Regions from separate parts of the Homo sapiens genome. Here region 2 is linked to region 1. A link is a contact called in ENCODE Hi-C data. All regions are on one chromosome and are shown on one strand. The core of a region is the stretch at or near the end of the contact, and the rest is flanking DNA. Distances in the headings are between cores, read along the strand shown. Region 1 holds the start of PTPN9 (protein tyrosine phosphatase non-receptor type 9). Region 2 holds the start of COMMD4 (COMM domain containing 4).

Evidence for each region. A loop is a pair of places that touch in the nucleus more often than their neighbours do. Pooled maps may share reads with other maps.
Region 2: a loop to region 1 is called in a pooled map, with 4 times the contacts of the local background. The contact joins the promoter of COMMD4 here to the promoter of PTPN9 in region 1. A Hi-C loop is called at or near these places in 5 of 50 pooled maps.

What each region holds. Positions count from the first base shown.
Region 1 is chr15:75,575,512-75,582,078 of GRCh38, forward strand. It overlaps PTPN9 (protein tyrosine phosphatase non-receptor type 9), which reads right to left and starts at 3,804. Exons shown (of 13, transcript NM_002833.4): 1 at 3,203-3,804. The coding sequence starts at 3,265. RefSeq lists silencers at 3,012-3,411, 3,672-4,161 and an enhancer at 3,371-3,969.
Region 2 is chr15:75,332,496-75,339,062 of GRCh38, forward strand. COMMD4 (COMM domain containing 4) reads left to right here and starts at 3,568. Exons shown (of 8, transcript NM_017828.5): 1 at 3,568-3,597; 2 at 5,567-5,638; 3 at 5,860-5,925; 4 at 6,151-6,190; 5 at 6,490-6,567. The coding sequence starts at 3,595. RefSeq lists enhancers at 3,402-3,451, 3,792-3,961.

The sequences.
Region 1 (6,567 bases), core at 2,554-5,053:
GTTTGAGCAATAGGGCAGCATTACGGAGTGAATGTGTCAGTTCCCATGAGGACCACTTTGATAAGGCTAACACTTATGTACTGCTGTTTAATTTTAATATTTTAAATAAATCTTAAGAGTACCCTTGGCTGGGCGCGGTGGTTCACGCCTGTAATCCCAGCACTTTGGGAGGCCAAGGCGGGTGGATCATGAGGTCAGGAGATCGAGACCATCCTGGCTAACATGGGGAAACCCCGTCTCTACTAAAAATATGAAAAATTAGCCAGGCGTGGTGGCGGGCGCCTGTAGTCCCAGCTACTCGGGAGGCTGAGACAGAAGAATGGCATGAACCCAGGAGGTGGAGCTTGCAGTGAGCCGAGATTGCGCCACTGCACTCCAGCCTGGGCAACAGAGCAAGACTCCATCTCAAAAAAAAAAAAAAAAAAAAAAAGAGTACTCTTGGCTGGGCACAGCGGCCCAGGCCTGTAATCCCAGCATTTTGGGAGGCCAAGGCGGGTGGATCACGAGGTCAAGAAATCGAGACCATCCTCCAACATGGTGAAACCCCGTCTCTAGTAAAAATACAAAACTTAGCTGGGCATGGTGGCACGCACGCCTGAAGTCACAGCTACTTGGGAGGCTGAGGCAGGAGAATCGCTTGAATCAGGGAGGCAGAGTTTGCAGTGAGCCGAGATCACAACGCTACACTTCAGCCTGGCAACAGAGCAAGACTCAGTTAAAAAACAAAAGGGTACTTCTGGCTGTGTGCAGTGGCTCACACCTGTGATCCCAACACTTTGGGAGGCCAAGGCGGGTGGATCACCTGAGGCCAGGAGTATGATGAGACTAGCCTGGCCAACACGGTGAAACCCCATCTCTACTAAAAATACAAAAATTAGCTGGGCATGGTGGGTACCTGTAATCCCAGATACTCAGGAGGCTGAGGCAGGAGAATCGCTTGAACCCGGCAGATGGAGGTTGCAGTGAGCCGAGATCACGCCATTGTACTCCAGTCTGGGCAACAAAACCCAAACTCCGGCCAGGCGCAGTAACTCACGACTGTAATCCCAGCACTTTTGGAGGACGAGGCGGGCAGATCATGAGGTCAGGAGTTCAAGACCAGCCTGGCCAACATGGTGAAACCCCGCGTCTACTAAAAATACAAAAATTAGCTGGGCATGGTGGCAGGCGCCTGTAATCCCAGCTGCTCGGGAGGCTGAGGCAGGAGAATCGTTTGAACCCTGGAGGCAGAGGTTGCAGTGAGCCAAGATCAGGCCACTGCACTCCAGCCTAGATGACAGGGCGAGGCTCTGTCTCAAAAAAACAAACAAACAAACAAAAAATCAAAACTCCATCTCAAAAAAAAAGAGAGTACTCTTATGTGATATTAAACTAAAATATGGTAACATTAGGCATTACCATAATTAGAACTATACTGCTTTTGTTTCAATATTTTGAAATGCTTGTAAAAAAATAATATTTTGTAGAAAAAAGAGATAAGATTTTAAAAACACACACACACACAATCTCTTGACTTTAATAAACATTTTGCCGTTTCCATCCTAGTCCTTGTTAATGCCCATCACATTCAATTCAGGGTAAAAGATAAGGTTTTTACTAGTTAAACACATCTGTATATATGTGTATGCACTATGTACAAAGTAAAGCCAATACCATGTCAATACTATCAATACTTTAATATTTACTTTTCCTGGTTTTAGTTTTCAAATTTGCAACGGATGCTATTTGCATAGAATACTGATGGCTTTAAGTCTTAAAAACAGAAATCTGACTGACCCAAGGAAAAGGATGAAAGAAAGAGATTTTGTCCCTTTAAAATCAGCCAACACATCCTATCTTAGTACTGAAGTACTTCCCAATTCTGGCAGAATGGGCTCCTTGGCCACCTGCTTGCACTAGGGTCTGACTAGCATTTTATTAACATCCAACTGCAGTTACCAGGACATTCATTACCACTGCTTGTACAAAGCAGAATTCTTTTTAAATTTTTTTCCCATACAGATTTCATCACCAGGTGTCAAAAGACAAAACCGTGGCCTGAGGCCAAATAGAAAAATGTCATCTCCACAAATAAGGAGAAAAGACAAGGACTTTAAAAAATCAGGTCAACAAGCCCATTAGCCAATAATAGTTTGTAAAACTGGACTGTCTTCACACTAGAGGCTGTGCTAGCAAATGTGGTCCTTGGAAACAAGAGCTGTAGAGCTTGAAATGGGTTGCCAGCATGGTTTGCCTTTTTCTTTTTTCATGTTTATTTTTATTTTTTTTATTTATAACATGGAATCAGACTATGACTATAATCGAGCATAGCTATGGCGGGGTATGGGCAGTGCCAAGGAAGAGACAGCGAAAAGCCCGTAGGGTTCCCAGTCTAAGCTAGCAGACCTTCCCATCTTCCTCAGGAGTGGTCCCTGTCTCCGCAGCTGGAATGTGCGGGAGGGAAAGTTACAAGGGCCCCCAAAATGAGACAGCAAACCACTTCCTTCTGAAAACTAAAGGTCATAGGCTTTTAAGGAACAATAGAGCTCAATGTAAGCTTCAGAAAGATGGAGACAGTCAGATGAGACGAGGGTAGGGAAGCGCGGGTGAGGAGATGCGCCCCGTCTGGGATAGCTGAATAGGGGGGTCAAGGCCAGGGACTTTAGGAACACGAGAAGGGCTGGATCTTCCATAACCTGCCCAAGTGGGCCTGAGAAACCTAAGAGGCTCCTCTGAAAATCTAGGGCATCTATGCATCCAATACTCTCAGCCCTCTCCTCGGGAAGGGAGATAATCCCCACAGGAAGCACCCCCCAAACTGGGGCTTTTCCTGCCCTTCAAAAGCCACAAACCCTCACGGAAAACATTTACAAGGGAGTGGAAGGGCCGGGGGCAAGCAGCGGTTCTGCAAATCTCGGGAAGAAGGCCCCTGGATCCAAGGAACTTTGCCCCTGGAATAGGGGGTGGGGTGCGGAGGGCACCGTCTGAGGCTGGTAAGCCTCGGCGAAAGAAGCGGCGGGAACGGGAGTAGGGTCCCGTGGGTCCCCCGACGAGGGGGTGGCGGCCTGGGGCGCGGTCGCCGGTGAGGGAGGCCCGCGAGCCGGGCACGGGAGCGGGGGGCTGCGGCCCCGTGGCTGCAAAGAGCCGGCACTCGGGAGGCAGAGGCCGGCGTAGGCCTCGGGGGCCCGGACACACCCAACGCGGCGGCCTCGGGCCCGCTTACCTGCTCCTCCTCCGGGGTCAGCTCCGGCGCCATGTCGGGCCGGGGCGCGGTCGCGGGCTCCATCCCCCCGCCACCGCCGCCGGGCGGACAAAACTCGCTCGCGAGCGCGGGAGCCCGGCGCGCTCGGCCTCCGCTTCCGCGTCCCCGCGCCTCAGCAGCCCGGGGCCGGCTCGCGCATAGTGTGGCCGGCAGGGCCCGGCGCCTGCAGCGGCCGCAAACGCCGCTTCTGCTTCCTTAAGAAAAATCTCTCCGAACTGCCGCTCTCTTCCGGGAGGAAATCCTTTTTTATATTATTCGCTCCGTTCCTCACACTCCCCCTTATCTCCTGGGGAAGAAAAAGTGCAGGCGAAGAGCTAACAGCCACTCGGGATTTAAAAGGAAATAGGAAATCAGGAACTTTTAGAGCCGGGAGCGAAGGGTCGGCGGAAATTTCCCGAAGGCCGCCGACCCCCTCGGCGCCCCGCTTCCTCGGCCGCGCTCCCGCTCCTCCACAGCGCCACAGAGCTCGGGGCCGCCCAGCCGGGCCGTCCTCGCGGACGCTGGCCCTGCGACCTGCGCGGCTGCCTCAGCCAGGCTCCTCGCGGGCGGCCGCAGCGAAAGGGAGGGAGTGGAGAGGGAGCGAGGGAAACGCGCCCCCCTCCTGACTCACGGCCAACGCTGCGGCCGCCCCGCGGCCGCCCGAGCCCCCCGCGGCTCCATTGAGAAACTGAGCGTCTCATTCACAAGCTGGCGGCGAGGAGGGCCCGGCGGAGCGAGGACGCAGTCCGGGAGGGGGAGACAGAGAGGAGCCCGGGCGGGGGAGGGGACCGGGAGGGGGAGGGGACCCGGGCGGGGAGGGGACCCTAGCTGGACGGAAGGCAACTCGACTGCGGGAGGGAGAAAAAGGAAGAAAAGAGTATTTCGTGAGGCTCAGATCCTCGGAGGAGGAGGAGAATACGTTCGTTTGCAAATTATCTGCTGACTGGCACCTCTCCTGGGGTTAACTTGCCGCTGCCACCTACGCGTGAGAAACCCACAATCCTCAACTATTTGTCGCTTGCAGCCTGAAAGACCCTGGAAAGGTTGCCTGCCAGGCCAGGATGCTTAGGTGGAAGGAATCGCACCTGCCTCCCTCTCTCTCCCTCCTTACTGGCTGCACCCTGTAATTCATCTCCAGTGTCGCTAATTTTAATCCCCCATAGAAACGACATCAGACTCCGAACATCATTCAGGAATGACGCGGCCTTTGCAGACCTTTGATTTTCACTAGGGCAAGTGCAGCAAAGGGTTCAGGATTAGGGGTACAGTCTTGGAGTCATTTGGGGAGGAATGGGGCATAGAGAAGGCAAGGCTGGGTCTGGTACGTTGTTGCATTATTCCAAGCCAAAGATAAATATTCCAAAGGGACCCAAAGTCCACAACTAGTTCCAAGGCTGAAGCCCTGGAGCCAGTCCTGAGGGACCCAAAGGAGGGGCCTTCAGACAACAGGAAGGTGCTGTGAGTTGTGATGCTCCTATGATTTTTTTTTTATTTTTTTTTTTGAGACGGAGTCTCTGTGTCGCCCAGGCTGGAGTGCAGTGGCGCGATCTCGGCTCACTGCAACCTCCACCTCCCGGGGTCAAGCGATTCTCCTGCCTCAGCCTCCTGGGTAGCTGGGATTACAGGTGCGAGCCACCACGCCCGGCTAATTTTTGTATTTTTAGTAGAGACGGGGTTTCACCATGTTGGTCAGGCTGGTCTCGAACTCCTGACCTTGTGATCCGCCCGCCTCGGTCTTCCAAAGTGCTGGGATTACAGGCAGGCGTGAGCCACCGCGCGCCTGGCTTTTTTGTTTTTCTTTTTTTGAGACGGAGTCTCACTCTGTCACCCAGGCTGGAGTGCAGTGGCGCGATCTCGGCTCACTGCAAGCTCCCCCTCCCAGGTTCACGCCATTCTCCTGCCTCAGGCTCCCAAGTAGCTGGGACTACAGGCACCCGCCACCGCGCCCGGCTAATTTTTATTTTTATTTTTTTTATTTTTTTGTATTTTTAGTAGAGACGGGCTTTCACCATGTTAGCCAGGATGGTCTCAATCTCCTGACCTCGTGATCCGCCCACCTCGGCCTCCCAAAGTTGTTGTTGTTGTTGTTGTTGTTTTAACACAGGGTCTCACTTTGTTGCCCAGGCTGGAGTGCAGTGGCGTGATCACAGCTCACTGCAGCTTCAAAGTCCTGGGCTCAAGCAATCCTCCCGCCTCAGCCTCCTGAGTAGGTGGGACTACAGGTGCACACCACTGCACCTGGCTAATTTTTTTTTTTTTTTTTTTGGTAGAGATAGGGGTCTTACTATGTTGCCCAGGCTGGTCTCAAACTCCTGGTAAACTGCCTTTGCAAAATTATAACTGATGATTTTATGACAGTGAAAGAAATCAGACCTAACTGACTCTATCTTGTTTCTAACCCTTAAGCTGTCCTTGTTCATTCCTGGGCATAGGCCGAACTAACTTTGGGAAGGAATTCAGTTCATGGTTTGACTCTGAAACAAAATTGATAATAGCCCTTTCCCGAAAAGACCCCCTTCTTCCCTGGGGTCCAGTCTGCCTTTGCAGGACTAACAGATTAAGCTACAAGATTAGAAATTACAATTTAGGGGTCATGCAGCCATGGGCTCCAAGAGTCTAAACCTCCCCAAACTGCTCCTGGGGATAACATCACTATTGTAAAACCTAAGATCAGTGCTTGAGATATTTTGCAGACCCTGCACCCAGTGCATCAGCTGATACCATCCAGACTGGTAATCTGGCCCAAATAGGTCTGCCATCCCAACCAGGAACAGAAGACAGCAAGAAAAACTCATTTCAACTCCCTATGATCCAATCTCAAACCTGACCAATCAGCACTCTCCACTTCCTAAGCCCCTACCCACCAAATTATCTTTAAAAACTCTGATCCCTTAATGCTCCAGGGAGACTGATTTCAGTAATAATAAAGCTCCAGGCCGGGCATGGTGACTCACGCCTGTAATCCCAGCACTTTGGGAGGCTGAGGCAGGCGGATCATGAGGTTAAGAGATCGAGACCATCCTGGCCAACATGGTGAAACCCCGTCTCTAGTAAAAATACAAAAATTAGCTGGGCATGGTGGCGCGTACCTGTCGTCCCAGCTACTCGGGAGTCTGAGGCAGGAGAAGCGCTTGAACCCGGGAGGTGGAGGTTGCAGTGAGCCAAGATCGCATCACTGCACTCCAGCCTGGCGAAACAGCGAGACGCTGAATCAAAATAATAATAATAATAATAATAATAAAACTCCACTCTCCTGCACAGACGGCTCTGTGTGAATTACTCTTTTGCCATTGCAATTCCCCTGTCTTGATATATCCGCTGTGTAAGCAGCAGGCAAGGTGATCCCA
Region 2 (6,567 bases), core at 2,318-4,817, 240 kb before region 1:
TCTCGGTCTGGCTCTGGCTGGAGTGCAGTGGCACGACCTCAGCTAACTGCAACCTCCATCTCCTAGGTTCAAGCAATTCTTGTGCCTCAGCTTCCTAAGTAGCTGGAACTACAGGTGTGTGCACCCCCTAGCTAATTTTGATTTTTTTTTTTAGTAGAGACGGAGTTTCACCATGTTGGCCAGGCTGGTGTCAAACTTCTGGCCTCACGTGATCCCGCCACTTTGGCCTTCCGAAGTGCTGAGATTACAGGCATGAGCCACCGCACCCAGCCTGAAGAATAATTTTTACAATGTTAAAAGCATGACTTTCATACAAATAATGAAGGAATATGTATAAGATATTTTCTTTAATTCACAAGGGAGTTAGCAACATGGTGAAGCAAGTTCAAGGAGCTTTTTGAGAGACAGTGTCTGTAATGCTCCAGGAAGGGCATTCTGAAATGTATTCTGAGATAGAGACAAAACTTGTTAATATCCTATAGGGAGGTCAGGCATGGTGGCTCACACCTGTAATCCCAGCACTTTGGGAGGTCAAGGCAGGCGGATGACCTGAGGTCAGGAGTTCAAGACCAGCCTGGCCAACATGTTGAAACCCTGTCTCTACTAAAAATACAAAATTAGCCAGGTGCAGTGGTGGTCACCTGTAGTCCCAGCTACTCAGGAGGCTGAGGCAAGAGAATCGCTTGAACCCTGGAGGCGGAGGTTGTAGTGAGCTGAGATTGTGCCACTGCACTCCAGCCTGGGCGGCAGAATTAAATTCCGTCTCAAAAAAAAAAGGGGGGCCGAGCGCAGTGGCTCACGCCTGTAATCCCAGCACTTTGGGAGGCCGAGGCGGGCGGATCACGAGGTCAGGAGATTGAGACCATCCTGGCCAACACGGTGAAACCCCGTCTCTACTAAAAATATAAAAAAATTAGCCCGGCGTGGTGGCGGGCGCCTGTGGTCCCAGCTGCTCGGGAGGCTAAGGCAGGAGAATGGCGTGAACCCAGGAGGTGGAGGTTGCAGTGAGCCAAGATGGCGCCACTGCACTCCAGCCTGGGTGACAGAGCGAGACTCCATTTCAAAAAAAAAAAAGAAAATCATATTGGGAAATAAAACTGCCATCTTTGGGTGTTATCTTTTCCACTGGACAGAAACCCTAAGTTAACATATATACATATTCTCAAGAATATTCATAACATATTCTGTAGTATATTTCCCTACACTAGTGGTTTTCAAAGCATGGTCTCAAATGTCACCTGGGAATATAGACACGCAATGCTCAGGCCCCACCTCAGTCCTATTGAGTTAGAAACTCTGGTGTGAGGCCCAGCAGCCGGTTTCACAAGCCCTGCAGGTGATGATGATGCACTCTAATGTGTGAGAACCACGGCTCTAAATAGTCAAATCATCTTTTTTTTTTTTTTTTTTTTGAGACGGAGTCTCACACTGTTGCCCAAGCTGACTGAAATGCAGCGGTGCAATCTCGGCTCACTGCAGCCTCCACCTCCCGCGTTCAAGCGATTCTCATGCCTCAGCCTCCTGACTGGCTGGGATTACAGGCACCCACTACCACACCCTGCTAATTTTTTTTGTTTTTTTTCAGTAGAGACAGGTTTTGCCATGTTAGCCAGGCCACCGCTCTCGAACTCCTGACCTCAGGTGATCTGCCTGCCTCGGCCTCCCAAAGTGCTAGGATTACAGGCATGAGCCACCGTGCCCAGCCTTTATTTATTTATTTATTTATTTATTTATTTATTTTTATTTTATTTTATTTTTCTGAGATGGTCTCCTTCTGTTGCTCAGGATGGATGGAGTACAGTGGTGCCATCATGGTTCACTGCAGCCTCCACCTCCCAGGCTCAAGAGATCCTCTGACCTCAGCCTCTTAGGTAGCTGGGACAACACGTGTGCACCAGGACAAGCGGGTAATTTTTTGTAGAGACTGGGGTCTCCCTATGTTGCACAAGCTGGTCTAGAACTCCTGGGCTCAAGCGATCCACCGGCCTTGGCCTACCAAAGTGCTATGATTAAAGGTCTTAACATTCTTAAAAAATTTTTTTGACATGGTTTAGGATAGTCTAGTAACTTAACGTACTGTTGTTTTCAACAGGCTAGTGGTTATGATTTGTAAAAGAACTCTTCAGAAATGAGCTCAATTTTACCATGAATTGGGGACACTTTACATTTCTATTTTATAGTGCAGTTTAATTGTCATGGGCTCTGTCTTTTAAAAACCTGAAAGCCTGCAACAATAAAACCAGCTGCACCTGTTGCATGGGATAGGCATGGAATTGAGGAGAGAGCTCAAACTACAGTCAGCCCTCTGTATCCTGAGGTTCTGGATCCTTGGATTTAACCAACTGTGCATCGAAAATATTTGGAAAAAGTAAAACAATAAAAAAACACAGGTCGGGTGCAGTGGCGGGCGCCTGTAGTCCCAGCTACTCGGGAGGCTGAGGCAGGAGAATGGCGTGAACCCGGGTGGCAGAGCTGGCAGCGAGTGGAGATCGCGCCACTGCACTCCAGCCTGGGCAACAGAGCAAGACTCCGTCTCAAAAAAAAAAATTAAAAAACTTTATAACAGCTATTTACAAAGCATTTACGTTGTATTAGGTATTATAGTAATCTAGAGATGATTTAAAGTATACGGAAGGATGTGCACAGGTTATTTGCAAATACTATGCCATATTATATCAGGGACTTGAGTATCTGTGAATTTTGGTATCTCTGGGGTCCTGGAACCAACATCCTGAGGTTACCAAAGGACGACTGTATTCAATTTTGTCTCTGGTTATTAGTCTATTCTCAAATGTATTTTTCTTGTTGTTTTGTCTTTTTGTTTTTGCCTCTTCAAGTCAATGTCGGAAACTTAGTTGTTCTAGACTACCCATTAGCTCAGAGCTACCAGTAATCAGACTACCACTGCAACCTAAGCAACCGATTTTTCTTCCCCATCAGACTGGCAAAAATTAAGATAAGCATCTATTGATGTTGAAGCTGTAGGGAGTTTTCCTGAGCAAGTAATTATGACAGCCCTTTTTGCTAGGCACCTAGATGATTCATCAAAATGAAATAAAATACCCATGCACTTGAAGAAGTTATCTGGTTTATTTCCTTACCTGGGTGCTGGTTATGTGAGGTGTACAGTTGATGAAAACTTATTAAGCTTTATAATAGGTACAATTTTCTGTATGTGTAGTAGACGTCAATAGTTTTTAAAATGTCTTTTGCCACAGCCCGCAGCTGTGAATAATGCTATTCGCTTAACAGTGGAAAACGTGTCAATGACCTGAAACACCCTGGCTCCCGGGATCCTACCCCCTTAAGTTAAACAAATGAAATAACTTCCACTGTCTTTCCTAATGTCTTAATTCGGTCCTCAGTTAAACTGGCGGTTGGCGCCAGTTTTTTCCAGGGAAGGATTCTGGGAGACGGAGGAGGAGACGCCAGCATTTCGCCCCCTGCACCTCCAGCGGGCTGCGGTCCGCTCCCGGCCTCACTCGAGCAGGCCCCGCCCTCCCAGAGGCAGTTAGTCCAAGTCACGTGATCGTCGACTCAGCTGACCCTGCGGGACCGGAAAAAGAAATTCCCGGGCCCTGGCTTCTTGGCGCGATGGTGAGGCACTAGGGGCGAAGCGAGGCTTGGGCTGCTGGAGCGGGAATGAGGGGGCGCCAAGTGGCTCCGGAAACTGGGGGAGGTTGTACTGGCCTCTCCGCAAACACAGTGTGTGCGGGCGTGAGGGCTGTGAGTCTGGTAGGGAAAAGTCCACCACTCTCCCGCTCCCGAGACGGGGGCGGGGGTACGGGGCGGGTAAGACAGAGCAGGCCGGCCGGCTTAGAGTCCCGGTGCTTCCCTGGCGGAAGGAAGGGCCCCTGCCTCCCGGGGCAGGAACTAGGGCTTGTCTGGAGCTGGGAGTCCTTTCAGGTCTTCCCCATCCCCAAGAGGACCTCCCAAGGATACCCCCTTCCCCAGCCCTGCCGTGGGGCTTGTACAAGAAGGTGCTTAGAATCAGGCTCACTCTTCCACACTGTTAGGAAGCCCCTCCGCTCTTTCCAGAGCCAGAAAGTAGTAGTTTTGGGGTTGAGACTTATCCATCCATCCATCCAATCCATCCATCCGTACGTTCTAAGCGCCTGGTCTATACCATGAAGTGTGCTAGGCACTGGGAGGACTTGAGCTGCCAAGGGAAGGGGAAATCGGAGGCTTGAATTGGAGTCATAGCTAAGGCTCCAGGGGCAGAGACCTAACTGCGCCTTGTGTGTAGTGCTAAGGGGGCTTCCTAAGGATGCCATCAAACTTAAAGGCGGATGGATGGCAGGAGCTGGCTGGCTGAAGTACAGTTTGTGTACCAGGGGTAGGGAGGCAAGGGTGGGAGACGTGTGTCTTCAGACAGGGAACAGCATGTGCAGAGACTTCAGGTTAGAGAGAGTATGGCTCCCCAGGAATGGATGCATTTCCCATAGCTGGGAGAGTATCATCTGCAGGTTAGGGAAAGATGAGGCTGGACAAGTAGAGAACAAATCTTCCTGGCTCTTGGATCACCACAATCAAGATAATGAACGTATCCACTGGCCTCCATAATTTCCTTGTGTGAGGGGCTATTTTAAGAAGTATAATCAAGAAAGGCTGTTCTGGCTGGGTGCGGTGGCTCATGCCTGTAATCCTAGCACTTTGGGAGAGTGAAGAGGGTGGATCACCTGAGGTCAGGAGTTCGAGACCAGCATGGCCATGGCACTCCAGCCTGGGCAACAGAGGGAGACTCTGTCTTATTTTTTTATTTTTTAAAAAAAGAAGGGCTGGTCTGATGTGTCACTTAAAGGATAGCAAGCCACTGGCCAGGCGCCGTGGCTCACGCCTGTAATCCCAGCACTTTGGGAGGCTGAGGGGGACGGATCACTTGAGGTCAGGAGTTCAAGACCAGCCTGGCTAACATAGTGAAACTCTGTCTCTACTAAAAATACAAAATTAGCCGAGTGTGGTGGCACATGCCTGTAATCCCAGCTACTTGGGAGGCTGAGGCAGGAGAATCACTTGAACCTGGGAAGCGGAGGTTGCAGTGAGCCGAGGTCGCGCCATTGCACTCCAGCCTGGGGAACAAGAGTGAAACTGTCTCAAAAAAAAAAAAAAAAGGATAGCAAGCCACACAGAGAGTGCAGCAGGCATGGAGGCGGGAGCAAGGCTGGTGTGCCCCAGCAGCAGCAGGGAAGCTGGAGTGGCTGGAGTTGTGTGGGTATGGGGAAGAGGGGAGAGAGTTCACTCGTCTCTGTGAGGCCCAGGACTTTGTTTTATCCCATGCTGTACCCCCAGCACTTAGAGTGGGAGCTAGCACAGAGAAGGTGCTTAATTGATGTTTGCTGAGCAGATGAATGCCTGGAGTAGACCTCAGAGCAGGGTTTGGTGGCAGGGTGGGTCAGGGAGAGAGTTTACTCAACAGCCTGGTGATAGGGGAGAACAAGAGGCCAGAGGGTATCCATCTATGTCGGGGACCAGGGGTCCCTGGTGGGCAGCAGTGTGGGAGACACACGGATCCTGGCCACACCTCAGGCCTCCCTCCAGCCTGATTACCTGCCTCCCTCCCTTGCAGAGGTTCCGGTTCTGTGGTGATCTGGACTGTCCCGACTGGGTCCTGGCAGAAATCAGCACGCTGGCCAAGATGGTTGAGTGCACAGGGTCTAGTCTGGGTGGAGGAGGGGTGTTGGGGGTGGGGATTGTGGGTGTAGAGGATGGTGAGGTTTCTCTGGGGCTAGGGCCTCAGTGCTCTCAGCCTGTGCTACCATGCTTTGTGACCTTGATCAGTGGCTGGCCTGCTCTGAGCCAGTCCCCAGGAAGGAGGGGTGAGGTTTGCCAGCCTGGCTGATGTAAGGACTTCCCTTCCAGTCCTCTGTGAAGTTGCGGCTGCTCTGCAGCCAGGTACTAAAGGAGCTGCTGGGACAGGGGATTGATGTGAGTACAAGATCCAGCACCCCATTGTCCCATGACCTTATGACCACCACTGCCCTGAAACTCTGCACTAGGCCCAGGGAGACGGGTGAGCCAGCCTCTCAACCTCTCTGGGCACCTCCCTTCCTTCTTTCCAGCCTGTCTGTTCCTTATCGCAGGATCCAGGCTGGGGGTGAGGGGCTGGTGAGCAGGGGCCTGGCACCCCCTGAAGGTCTCCTTTCCCCATAGTATGAGAAGATCCTGAAGCTCACGGCTGACGCCAAGTTTGGTGAGTATCCCGCTGAGTCTATAGGCCCCAGGCAACCCTGGGAACTTGGCCTGGTGCCTGGTACAGAGGGGCCCCCCACCCCTCCCAGCAGCATCCTTAACTTACCTTCCCTAGTGGAGGAGCATGAGGGAAAGAAAGACCGACAGTCCCACCTTCCTGTCCTCTGCCAGCTCCTGGTGGAGCAGTAGCAGTGCCTGTGGCTCCAGGAGGCCTGGGGGCTTTGAGCTAAAGTTAATAGGGCAACAGGGAGGTGGCTGGACCCACAGTGACACCCCCTGCCCCACCCACGGGTCCCTCAGAGTCAGGCGATGTGAAGGCCACAGTGGCAGTGCTGAGTTTCATCCTCTCCAGTGCGGCCAAGCACAGTGTCGATGGCG